2 separate regions of the Mus musculus genome follow, and region 1 is linked to region 2. A link is a contact called in ENCODE Hi-C or POLR2A ChIA-PET data. All regions are on one chromosome and are shown on one strand. Each heading gives the region's core, a stretch centred on a gene start or an enhancer-like site at or near the end of the contact. The rest is flanking DNA. Distances are from core to core; before and after follow the strand shown. Region 1 holds the start of Slc13a2 (solute carrier family 13 (sodium-dependent dicarboxylate transporter), member 2). Region 2 overlaps Foxn1 (forkhead box N1).

What was found. Hi-C counts contacts between places; a loop is a spot of excess contacts on that map. ChIA-PET counts read pairs that join two places held with the same protein, here RNA polymerase II (POLR2A).
Region 1: POLR2A ChIA-PET joins it to region 2 with 12 read pairs in embryonic stem cell. The contact joins the promoter of Slc13a2 here to the enhancer-like site in region 2. A Hi-C loop is called at or near these places in 2 of 37 maps with a recorded cell type or tissue (left cerebral cortex and regulatory T cell). POLR2A ChIA-PET finds 5 or more read pairs at or near these places in 4 of 5 experiments (Patski and embryonic stem cell).

Annotation. Positions count from the first base shown.
Region 1 is chr11:78,420,570-78,425,366 of GRCm38, forward strand. Slc13a2 (solute carrier family 13 (sodium-dependent dicarboxylate transporter), member 2) reads right to left here and starts at 1,665. Exons shown (of 12, transcript NM_022411.4): 1 at 1,497-1,665. The coding sequence starts at 1,598.
Region 2 is chr11:78,356,061-78,361,512 of GRCm38, forward strand. It overlaps Foxn1 (forkhead box N1), which reads right to left. Exons shown (of 9, transcript NM_008238.2): 7 at 5,366-5,452; 8 at 4,717-5,208; 9 at 1,517-3,010. The coding sequence ends at 2,691. Among named protein-coding and RNA genes, the nearest start is that of Gm30367, 14 kb to the right of the region's middle. Within about 2 kb of position 4,156, at least 1 of the 3 ENCODE cell types and tissues checked has a DNase peak (open chromatin) inside an H3K27ac peak, as active enhancers do.

The sequences.
Region 1 (4,797 bases), core at 415-2,914, 62 kb after region 2:
GAGCAATCCCCCGCTTAGAGACGCCACTTGTCTGAGAAAGGTTATCTCCAAAATCAGTCTGGCCTTATCACTGGGCAAGTGTTGGGGACCGTATCCTGAGCCTTCTCCCTCAGAGATAACGCAAACCCAAGGCCTTCCTGGATTGATTTCCCCTATCTGTAGCAACAAGTAGTGGCTCATTGGGCAGAACCAGGGGCGTGGGATGGTCCATGGCCAAGATTCAGTGTCAGTTTTGGAGACAGCCACACCGCTAGTTCTGCCCCCACCCATCCATGTCCTTTGCAGAGGCAGCTAGACTTTGAGGCTGAGGTCTGAATCCCTCTTGGAGCTTCCTTTCCCAAAGCTCTAGGATACTTTCATTCAAATCTAGGGATTCCCCCCACCCCCACCCCCATCCCCCGAGACAAGGTTTCTCTATGTAGCCCTAGCTGTCCTGGAATTCACTCTGTAGACCAGGATGACCTAGAATTCACAGGGATCCACCTGCCTCTGCCTCCTAAATTTTGGGTTTGAAGTTGTGCACCACCACTAACCTAGCTAAAATTTAGGGATTTTTTTTTTGTCTGTGTTTTTGTTAGTTTTGATGGTGCTAGGGATTATTAAACCCCAGATCTTGCACAAGACAGACAAAAACCTTACCATTGATTGGGTTGTATCTCCAGACCTCCAAGCTAATTTTAAATTTGTCATATAATGCCCCTCCTCCTCCAGACACGGTCTCTCTACGTAGCCAGGGCTGTCCTTGAACTCAAAGATCTGCCTGTCTCTGCTTCTGAGTGCTGGTATTTTAAAGGCGTGTGCCACCACACCCGGATTTAATGTTAATTTTCTTACAGAGAAACCACAAAGGACATAGAAACCAAGCTCCAAGGCACCAAGTTCTGTCCTGGGACTTTGAATAACTGACTTACCTTCCTTTTCCCCATCTGCAAAATGGGACAGTGGGACCTGGCTCATAAGATGAAGCACAGAATCCCTCGATGCCCGTCACAGGCGCGGGTGGGGGGTGGGGTTTCAAGTGAATAACCTCTTGAGATGGGAAGGAGGCAGGCACCTTGTGCTCTGGCTGTGCACACTGAAAGGGGTCCCCCTCAGTGGCCACCCGTGAGACTGCAGGTGAGTCATTTATCTTAGTTTTATCTTCGAGGGCACAGCTGCCTGAGGCCAGCTCTCTCCTACTTATCCTCTCAAAAGCTAGTTACCCACTTGGCTCTTCCTGTCCCTGGCTGGCACTGAGCTCAGCGCTAATGGGCACACAATAGTCAGATAAACTCATCTGTCGGCTGCATTTCCTTTATGCAATTGGCTTTCTGACCACAAACCAGCAGGCTCCAAAGTGCCCTGCGGAAACCACCCTTGGCTCTCAGAAAGACCAGGAGGTGGTGGCTTCACTTTCTGGGGAAGGGAGGTGAAAAGGAAAACCTAAGGATGCCCCACTTTGACCCTGACGTCACCCCTTGAGTCACTTATACTGAATGAGACCCACCAGTCCTTACCTTAGTTTGGACAATGAGTGGCAGAGGCAACAGGAAAATGGGCAGACATAGCACAATCAGGTAGGAGCGATAGGCCCATAGTGCCTGCCAGCAGGTGGCCATGGTGAGGACCAGCCTGTCCCGGCAGCTGCTTCCAGGAGCTACGAAAAAGACTGAAGGTGTAGCGCACAGCAGGTGGCCTGGGGCAGCTTATATAAAGCCAGAGGAGTGTTAACCATTGACCCACCCTGGCAATCAGAGTGTTTTTGGAATCAGGAGGTGGGAGTAAGGAGGAGGGACCTGCGGGAGGAGTAACAACCAGGAAGACTTAGCGGGAGCCAGGGAGGGTAAAGACAAGAAATAAAAGCTTCGGGTTACTGGAGGAAAGCAGCCCAGATTTCACTCCTTCTGGACACAGAGACTGCCGGGGGAACCGGACTTGGAGTCGGGGCTGTGCAGAGCAGGAGCTAAGCTCTCTTTCCAGGCCAGCCCACCTCTCGCCTTTGATTTCCCCAAAGCCAAGTTCTCAGCTGAGCAGTTGACACATGACCCTTGGAGCTGGGCGTTACCCCTATCCTGACTACCCAGGCATCCCATCCTTGGGAATTTTAAAGCCCAAGATCCCTACTGGGAGGCCTGGGGGCAACTGGCCAGCCAACCACAAACTTGCCCCCTCCTGCTAGGTATCAGGGAATCTGTCAAAGTCACAAGTTCTTCATACCCTTAGCACAAGACTGACCCACTGACTTGACCTGGCCACTGGCCGCTTCCTCATTCTGCAGTAATCCTTTCCTGTATATGTTGAGCATCGATGTGTGGTAGGTAGACAATAAAGATTATTATTTTTTTTTCAGAATCTTCCTGGTCCCCACCTCTTGACTGCCATGGAAAAACAGCAAATATTGCTTCATACGCTATTTACATACTCAGCCATTCCTCATACCTGTCATCCACCCAACAAACCTTTGGCACCAATCATGGGCAGCATTTGGTGCTAAGGATACAGAAATTAAAAGGCCATACATAGGTGGGGTGTGATGTTCCCAGCATTTAGTCCAAGCTGGACTGTGTACTGTTTCATTGACCGCACAAAACACTAGGTGTTACAGTTCCACTTTACAAGTGGGGAAACTGAGACCTGAACACAGAGCTGGGTAGACTTCAAACATGTTCTGTGAGTGCCCTGATGTGGATGCCAACCCAGGGTGGAAGCTTGGGGAGAGAGCACTGGAGACACCCCAAAAAAGATGCCTGGAGGAGAGCCTGTGTGTGTCCCGGCTCTAGATTGGAGTCATAGGCAGGAGGAGGGCAGAGTGGGACCGAGAGGGTGTCGGGCAGGCTGATGTATGTGCTGCTGGGGACCGGGGTGCAGAGTGTGGTGTGGAATACCTACTTGGTTTGTTTTTTGTTTTTGGCTTTTTCTCTTCTTTTCTTTTCTTTTCTTTTCTTTTCTTTTCTTTTTTTTTTTTTTTTTTTCTGAGACAGGGTTTCTCTGTATAGTCCTGGCTGTCCTGGAACTCACTCTGTAGACCAGGCTGGCCTCAAACTTAGAAATCTGCCTGCCTCTGCTGTGCTGGGATTAAAGGCGTGCGCCACCACACCCAGCTTGGAGTACCTACTTGGAAACAGTCTCTCAGGTGCTCTTGCCCCTCCTGGCCCTATACTGAATGCAGCAGGTGTTTGATGGGTGTCTCTGATATTATCACAGTGTGATCTGTGGGTGCCAGGGTAAGAAGGAAGGGTGCCAGAGAGACCTTTCAGGTGGGAACACAGTCTGACAAAGATGTATAGGGCTGAGGACAGAAAGGCTCCTTGGAGCCGGGCGTGGTGGTGCACGCCTTTAATCCCAGCACTTGGGAGGCAGAGGCAGGCGGATTTCTGAGTTCGAGGCCAGCCTGGTCTACAGAGTGAGTTCCAGGACAGCCAGGGCTATCCAGAGAAACCCTGTCTCGAAAAACAAAACAAAACAAAACAAACAAACAAACAAACAAACAAACAGAAAGGCTCCTTGGTTGGAAGCTGCCCCTCCCAGGATAGGACTGACAGCTGTCACTCACCTTGTCAGGCTGTTAGGACACCCACGCACTCCTGGCTCCAGTGAGGGGTCTGAGTGAGAGACCCTCAACGCTTTGCAGAATGGTTGCAGCCGTGTGCATGGGTCTAGGTGGCAGAGCCAGACAGGATGGGAAGTTAAACAAACAGCAGGCAGCTCCCAGCCTTTACTCCCACAGAGCTACTGAAGTGAGCAAGAGGCAGGAAGATGGAAGACAAAGAGTTTCAGACACACAGGACAATACCCAATTCTAGTTTCTCTAGAAGAAAGCCTCTCCCATGGCCCAGGGCTCTGGAGGAGCCACTGCTGCCACCAGGCTGGATTCTCTTCCCCCAAGAGCAACATTTACTGCTTATAAACCACATCCCGATTCTCCTCCACACTCCTAAAGCATAGAGCACAGGCATGGCTTGTCATAGCACGTGAATCTGTGAAGCTGGGCTCATTTCCAGTACTGCCCTTGGCTCACCCTCCATTGCTCTGGACTACTTTGGTAAAGCTGGGACAAAACTCAGCATTTCCAAAATAGCTGGCTACTGTTTTCTGGCTGCTGCCAATAATCCTCTTCTGTGCCATGGACTTTGCTGGCCTTGGTTGATCCTCTGCCTTCTCCTCCTCCTCCTACTCCACCTCATTTTCTTTTGGTGTGTATGTGTGTGTGTGTGCGAGTGTGTGTGTGTGTTTATACGTGCATGTGTGTACATGTGCATATATACATGTAAAGGTAGATGTGAGTGCTCACACACATGTGAACAGAGATCAACATAAGATGTCATTCCTTAGCAGCTGTCCATCTTGGTTTTAGAGACAGTCTAGAGCTCACTATTCAGCTAGTCTAGCTGGCCAGTGGGTCCCCGAGGTCCTCCTATCTCTACCTGCAATGCTGGGACTGGGGTTATAGAGGCCTCCTGTTGAATTCAGATGATGGTGACGACGATGACGATGATGATGATGATAATTTACATGGGTGCCAGGGTTGAACTCAAGTCTTCATGGTTTTGTGGCAAGCAGTTTATCAGCGAAGCCATCTTGCCATCTCCCCAGCTTTGCTGCTGCTGTTCTTTTTTTTCTTTTTTTCTTTTTTTGGTTTTTCAAGACAGGGTTTCTCTGTATAGCCTGGTCCCACTCTGTAGACCAAGCTGGCTTTGAACTCAGAAATCTGCCTGCCTCTGCCTCCCAAGTGCTGGGATTAAAGGCGTGCACCACCATTGCCCGGCTGCTGTTCTTTTAAAAACAAATTTATTTTAGACTTATTTATTTCACGAGTAT
Region 2 (5,452 bases), core at 2,906-5,405:
CAACTGTATCCCTCTCCCAGTGAGGCAAACAGTTTGTTTTTTGGGGTGTGCCAGCTGGCCATGCCTCTCCCATGTCCTACCCTACCCCATCCCAGCTCCTTCCTAGAGCCTTAGGAGGGAGGTAGGCACTAATGTGGGGTGAGCTTCTGCTCTGGGATTCTTTGTAGAGCCCTGTAGGTGTTGGCTGGGCTCTGGGCCTGACCCCTAGACTAACTTAAGTCAAAGACCCACATGTGACTGATCTAGACTCATGTGTGTGCTTCTGGAGGGGGGAGCTATAGAGCTGCCCCTTACTCTTACAGTCACCGCTACCTATGGGGTGGGCTGGAAGGACTCCTGACCTTCCTGAGTTCATCTTCCACCAGCAGCAGCACAGGCAGCATCAAGTTATGCCCCATCTTGTCACCCATGGAACCCAGGGCCCCAAACAGACTTAGCATCTCTCCCAGGTAGTGACAAGAAGATACACCCTAGAAAGGGAAGTGGCCCTTTCTTTTCTTTAAAAGAAAGAAAGAAAGAAAGAAAGAAAGAAAGAAAGAAAGAAAGGAAGGAAGGAAGGAAGGAAGGAAGAAAGGAAGAAAGGAAGAAAGGAAGAAAGGAAGAAAGGAAGAAAGAAATGTATGCCTACATGAGAGTGCAGAGCCCTTAGAGGCCAGAGGGCAGAAGCATCAGGTCTCCTGGACCTGGAATTACAGAGGTTATAAGGTGCTGGGAATGGAACTCAGGCCCCCTGGAAGAGCAGTGAGTGCTCTTAACCACTGAGTCATCTCTCCAGCCACAACAGTGACCCTGTCTTGTGCGATTTGGGTCAGTCACGGCAGCATCGGACAGGTGTCAGAAGAAGAGTCATTGAAAGAAGTCAGCTCCTTTCTCTGGACAGCTAAGCCCAGATCCCCATTTTTCAAGTTCCTCTGAGAAGAGGCCTTGCCTGGCTGCTCACTCTGCTTGGTCTAGAGCAGTGGTTCTCAACCTTCCTAATGTTGTGACTCCCCCCCCACCCCACCCCCCATGTAGCTCCTCGTGCTGTGGTGACCCCTGACTGTAAAATTACTTCATTGCTATTTCATAATGGTAATTTTACTACTGTTATGAACCAAAATATAAATATCATCTGCTATGGAGTCTATGATATATGACTCATGTGAAAGGGCCATTTGATTTGGCCCAAAGGGGCTTCAACCCACAAGTTGAGGACCACTGGTCTAGATGCCTTACTAAGGTAGGAGAGATGCTCAGACAGTTAAGAGTGCTTGCTGCTCTGCTAGAGATCCTAAGTTTGGTTCCCAGCATCCACCCAGAGGCTCACAACTGCTTGTAACTCCAGCTCCAGGGAATCTGATGCCTTTTGGGGGGCAGCACACATATGCACAAACATACACAGCACACATTTTCCAATGCACACACACCCACTCCATATATATGATCTATCTATAGCTACATCTACATCTATATCTTTAGAGTCCTTGTAGACACCCTGCTTGGGGACTGAAGGTCCCAAAAAACGAAGGCTCAGTAGTTGCAACCATCAGGCGCTTACTTTATTGTTCCAGGACAGGGGACAATGGTAGATGACTGAGGGATCCGCCCACCCTCGTGTGAGCTTGGGGACAACCTATGGAGGTTCTGGTTGCCCTCAGGCCCTGGGAAAGCTGGGGATCCCATTTGGTGGGTCATGGTGGGCATCTGAGTCACAGCTCAGCTCCACGGACATTCTGCCGGCTCCCTGGGAGCCCCAAGTCTGCTATGCAGGTGTGTGTATGTGTGTGTGTGTGTGGGGGGGTATCACACACACACACACACACACACACACACACATCATCCTGTAGCGGGTTGCAAACCCTAGTTACTCAGGATGCTTAAGACAGTTGACCGCATCCAATAGGCTGGGGCTTGAACTATATGAACCTCTCATTGAGAAAGAGTGAGACTTGGCAACCTGAAGGGGGCCTTTCCTGTGGCTGAGACTAAGAGAGGGGGTTCAAGTTTCTGAGGACAAGTTTTTTTTTTTTTTTCCAAACATGTTGTGTTGGATTTGGGCTCAGTTTGGTCCCAGGGTAGATGCTGCCCCTTCTGTGTGTCACCTTGGAGATGGCCAACCAGAGTATATACTGAAGATGTATAGATAAATTCTATGAAGTAGTTGTCTCCCTAAGGGGTTCACAGGTCATACGGGAGGAGCCCCTGTAGGCTTTAAGGGTGTAAGATGGGAGAATAAATAGAGATTTCTGGGAGAGGGCCAAGTCTGTAGAGCACATGGGGATTGGGATGAGGTTTGGAGGGGTGATCTTTGACCTGTCACACTGGCCCTGAGCTTTGCTAACTAAAGCTTTTAGCTCTCAGCTGCCCCAGAAATCAAATCAGACTCTGTGACCCAAGGCTTCCTCTGAGTGTAAGGCACATGATGAGCAGGTGTGTAGAGCTTGAGTTCACGCTCGAGAGCTGAAGTTCGAGTGAGCTGGCGCTAGGGGGCGCGCTGTTGCTTCTTTTCCGACACTTTCCTTGCTGGGGGCCCCGTGTGAGATGCGGGTCCACCAGGTAGCATCCTAGATGGATGCCCCCAACTTCTGGCTAACAAATAAGTTGGCTGAGTGGCATAGGAGACAGGTAGTGTTTTCCTTCTTTGACCTTTAAGGTGAGCCCAATATGGGGCAGCCAGCTAGGCAAAGGCCGCAGCTGATGTTGGGCATAGCTCAAGCCAGAGCCAATGGCTTTGAGCCGGGACTGAGGTACACGGCAGGGCCGGCAGCTGCTGAGGAGGGCGTGGACTCCAGTTCCACAAAGGCGGAGTAGAGAGTGCTGAGGTGCATGTCTCCCAGAGCACCGGAGCCGCCGCTGCCTGGAGGTGCCAGTTCACCTGCCTCATTGCCTGTTTCTGCCAGACAAGGCCCTGGGGGGAAGCAATGGGCTGCTGGTGGGGGTGGCAACATGGAGGATGACGTCGGCGACGAGGTCACCAATACGAGGGGGTCCAGGGCCAAGCTGTCATCCTTCAGCTGCTCCCACAGATTTCCTAGTCGGGGAGAGGGAAGAAGCCTCATCATTGGCAGGCCATAGAGAGTTAAGCCCAGTCTGTCTCCCACCCAAGTACCTCAGAAGCCTCAGAGAACAGGAGTCTGGTGATGCGGACTGGAAGCCTATCTTGGCATCCACTCTGGGACCTCAAGTAATCACTGAACTTTTTTTTTTTTTTCCTGAGCCTCAGAGTCCAGCTCCGAGCTCCAAGGTAGCACGGTGTAAAAGCCATAGATGCAGGCGACCCCTATGAAAGGGTCATCAGACTTTCCATCGGGGTCGCGACCCAGAGGTTGAGAACCACTGCCATAGTTGCAGGTAACCTCTGGGCCTCTTCGAGAAGAACAGGGTACTAGATTAAGGTTAAGGATTTGCCCATTTGAAGGTTGTTGCAAAGCTCTTCTTGGAAGCGGCCTAGAGGCCCCCCTGAACCTCTTCACTCAGGCTTCTGCCTTGGTTCCCAAAGGTTGATTTGCCGCCTACAGTCTTCCCACAGTGCACCACCGAACTTGATGAGGTACACAGGTCTGGCTCCCTAGACCCTCCTCCCCGCCCCCTCACAGGACCCAAGGTACAGGGATAGAACCAGAAAGGACACTTGACTCTGAGGAACAAACAGTGCTGTCACTGAGTTCCTCCTAGGGTCGTGTGACCTGCCGCGTGGCAGGCCAGTGACTGGAGTCGCTGCCTGGAACATCATCACCGCAGGGTGGAGAAAGAGACCTGACAACGCTGGCTGCTCTTGGCCACCTGGGTTCAACTCCTTCTTTCTGGCCCAGCGACCTTGAGTGGATGTATCTCTCTGTATAGTATTGTTTGCTAGGTCCAGATGGGAAGAACATATGTAAAGCTGTTTGCAAGATGCCTGGTACTCAGTAGGAGCTTGAGTGGGTATTAATTAAGGGTTTTGTGATGCTGGGGTATTGACCCTAACTAAGGATTGGTGCATGCTAGGCAAACGCTTTACCCCCTACCCACATCTCTAGCCTTCTGATAGAATTTATAGTATCCCACGTCCACATAGCCTCCTCTGCAGCCGCCTGTTCTCTGCAGCCGCAGCAGGTCTGGAATGAAGGTCTATGTGAAGTTTATTTCTAACAGTCTAAGGTATAGATCAACAGCCTCCTCCAAAAAGGCTTGCTCGGTACACTACAGTTCAAACGGGAAGGGGCGGGGCTTAGAAGGGTAGAGGGTGGGGCTTGGCTGCCTGTAGGATGGAGCGGGCAAGATGGAGGAGAATGTAAAGATTCACCTCTCTGGGCTTGTACCCTCAAATCTCTCTAGGACATGCTTAGCTCTGAGGTCTTCCATTCCATAGAAAGTCTGTCTCCTGAAGTGAAAGCTAAATTCTGATAAAACGCAAATGATTTTGGAACGTTTAGCCTCCCAGTCCCTCACAGTCAAGTACACCAATGGAACTTCCGGCTTTTCCCAGCTTTGTCAGATGAGCGGTTTGATGATGAAGCCATCTGGTACATGATCAGAGTACCAGGAGGGGGGAGATGGGGGAAAGAGCCTTTTAGCTCATGATCTGGAGGGCAGGGAGCAAATGCGAATTTAACATTCCTAGTCATCCGCCTCAGGTGACAAGAAACTCAGGAGCCAGCAGGTGGCAGCCTAGAGACATGAAGAGGCTAGGCCACGCAGCCAAGAGCACCTCTCTAGTCCTGTCCCACCCTTCCCAGCTCCCAGCTCCCAGCTCACCCTGGAAGTCGAAGTCAGTGAGAGAAGGGTTGATAGCATCCAGGTCAGTCCCAAGGTCTCCATCTGGCAGTAGAGTATCGTGCATGGTCCTGGCTGAGGAAGGCTCAGCCATCAGCTTGGCACCGTGGCTGGGTGGTGTGTGGGCAGGTAGAGGTGAGTCCTGGGGGGTGCCTGGCTGGGCCTGCAGCTCAAGATGCCCATCTGGCTGTGGGAACAATGGCTGCTGGTGTCCAGAAGGGGCCAGGCTGGGGGAAAGGTGTGGGTAGGTCTGCCCATAGCAGGAGGGAGCATGGCCACCCAGTAGGTCCTGCAGGGGGTTCTTGCCAGGCATGGGGCCTGGAGCTGGATGCATTGGGTGCAGAGGCTGGGAAAGACCAGCTGATGGTGCCATGGGCCGGATGGGACCTGGGCCTGCCAGCCCAGGGGGTGGACAGCCCAGCAGCGGAGAGCCCAGTTTTTCCCTTTTGTCTCCAATGAGGCTGTCCAGCTCTTCTGCAAAGGCCCAAAAGAAAACACCATGAGGCCTCTCTCCTTTGTAGCCTCCCAGCCCAGACCCCCCTCCCTGTATCCCTCTCTCCCCAGGCTCTGCTCTTCTTCATTCTGGTACCCAGGTCCCTTGGCCTTTCTCACACAGGCCTGACAGCCTCACCTGGTTTGGCCATGCTTTTGCGCACAGCAATGGGGTCTTTCCTCTTCCACTTCTGCAGTTCTTCCTGCATCTTGTCGATTTTGGAAG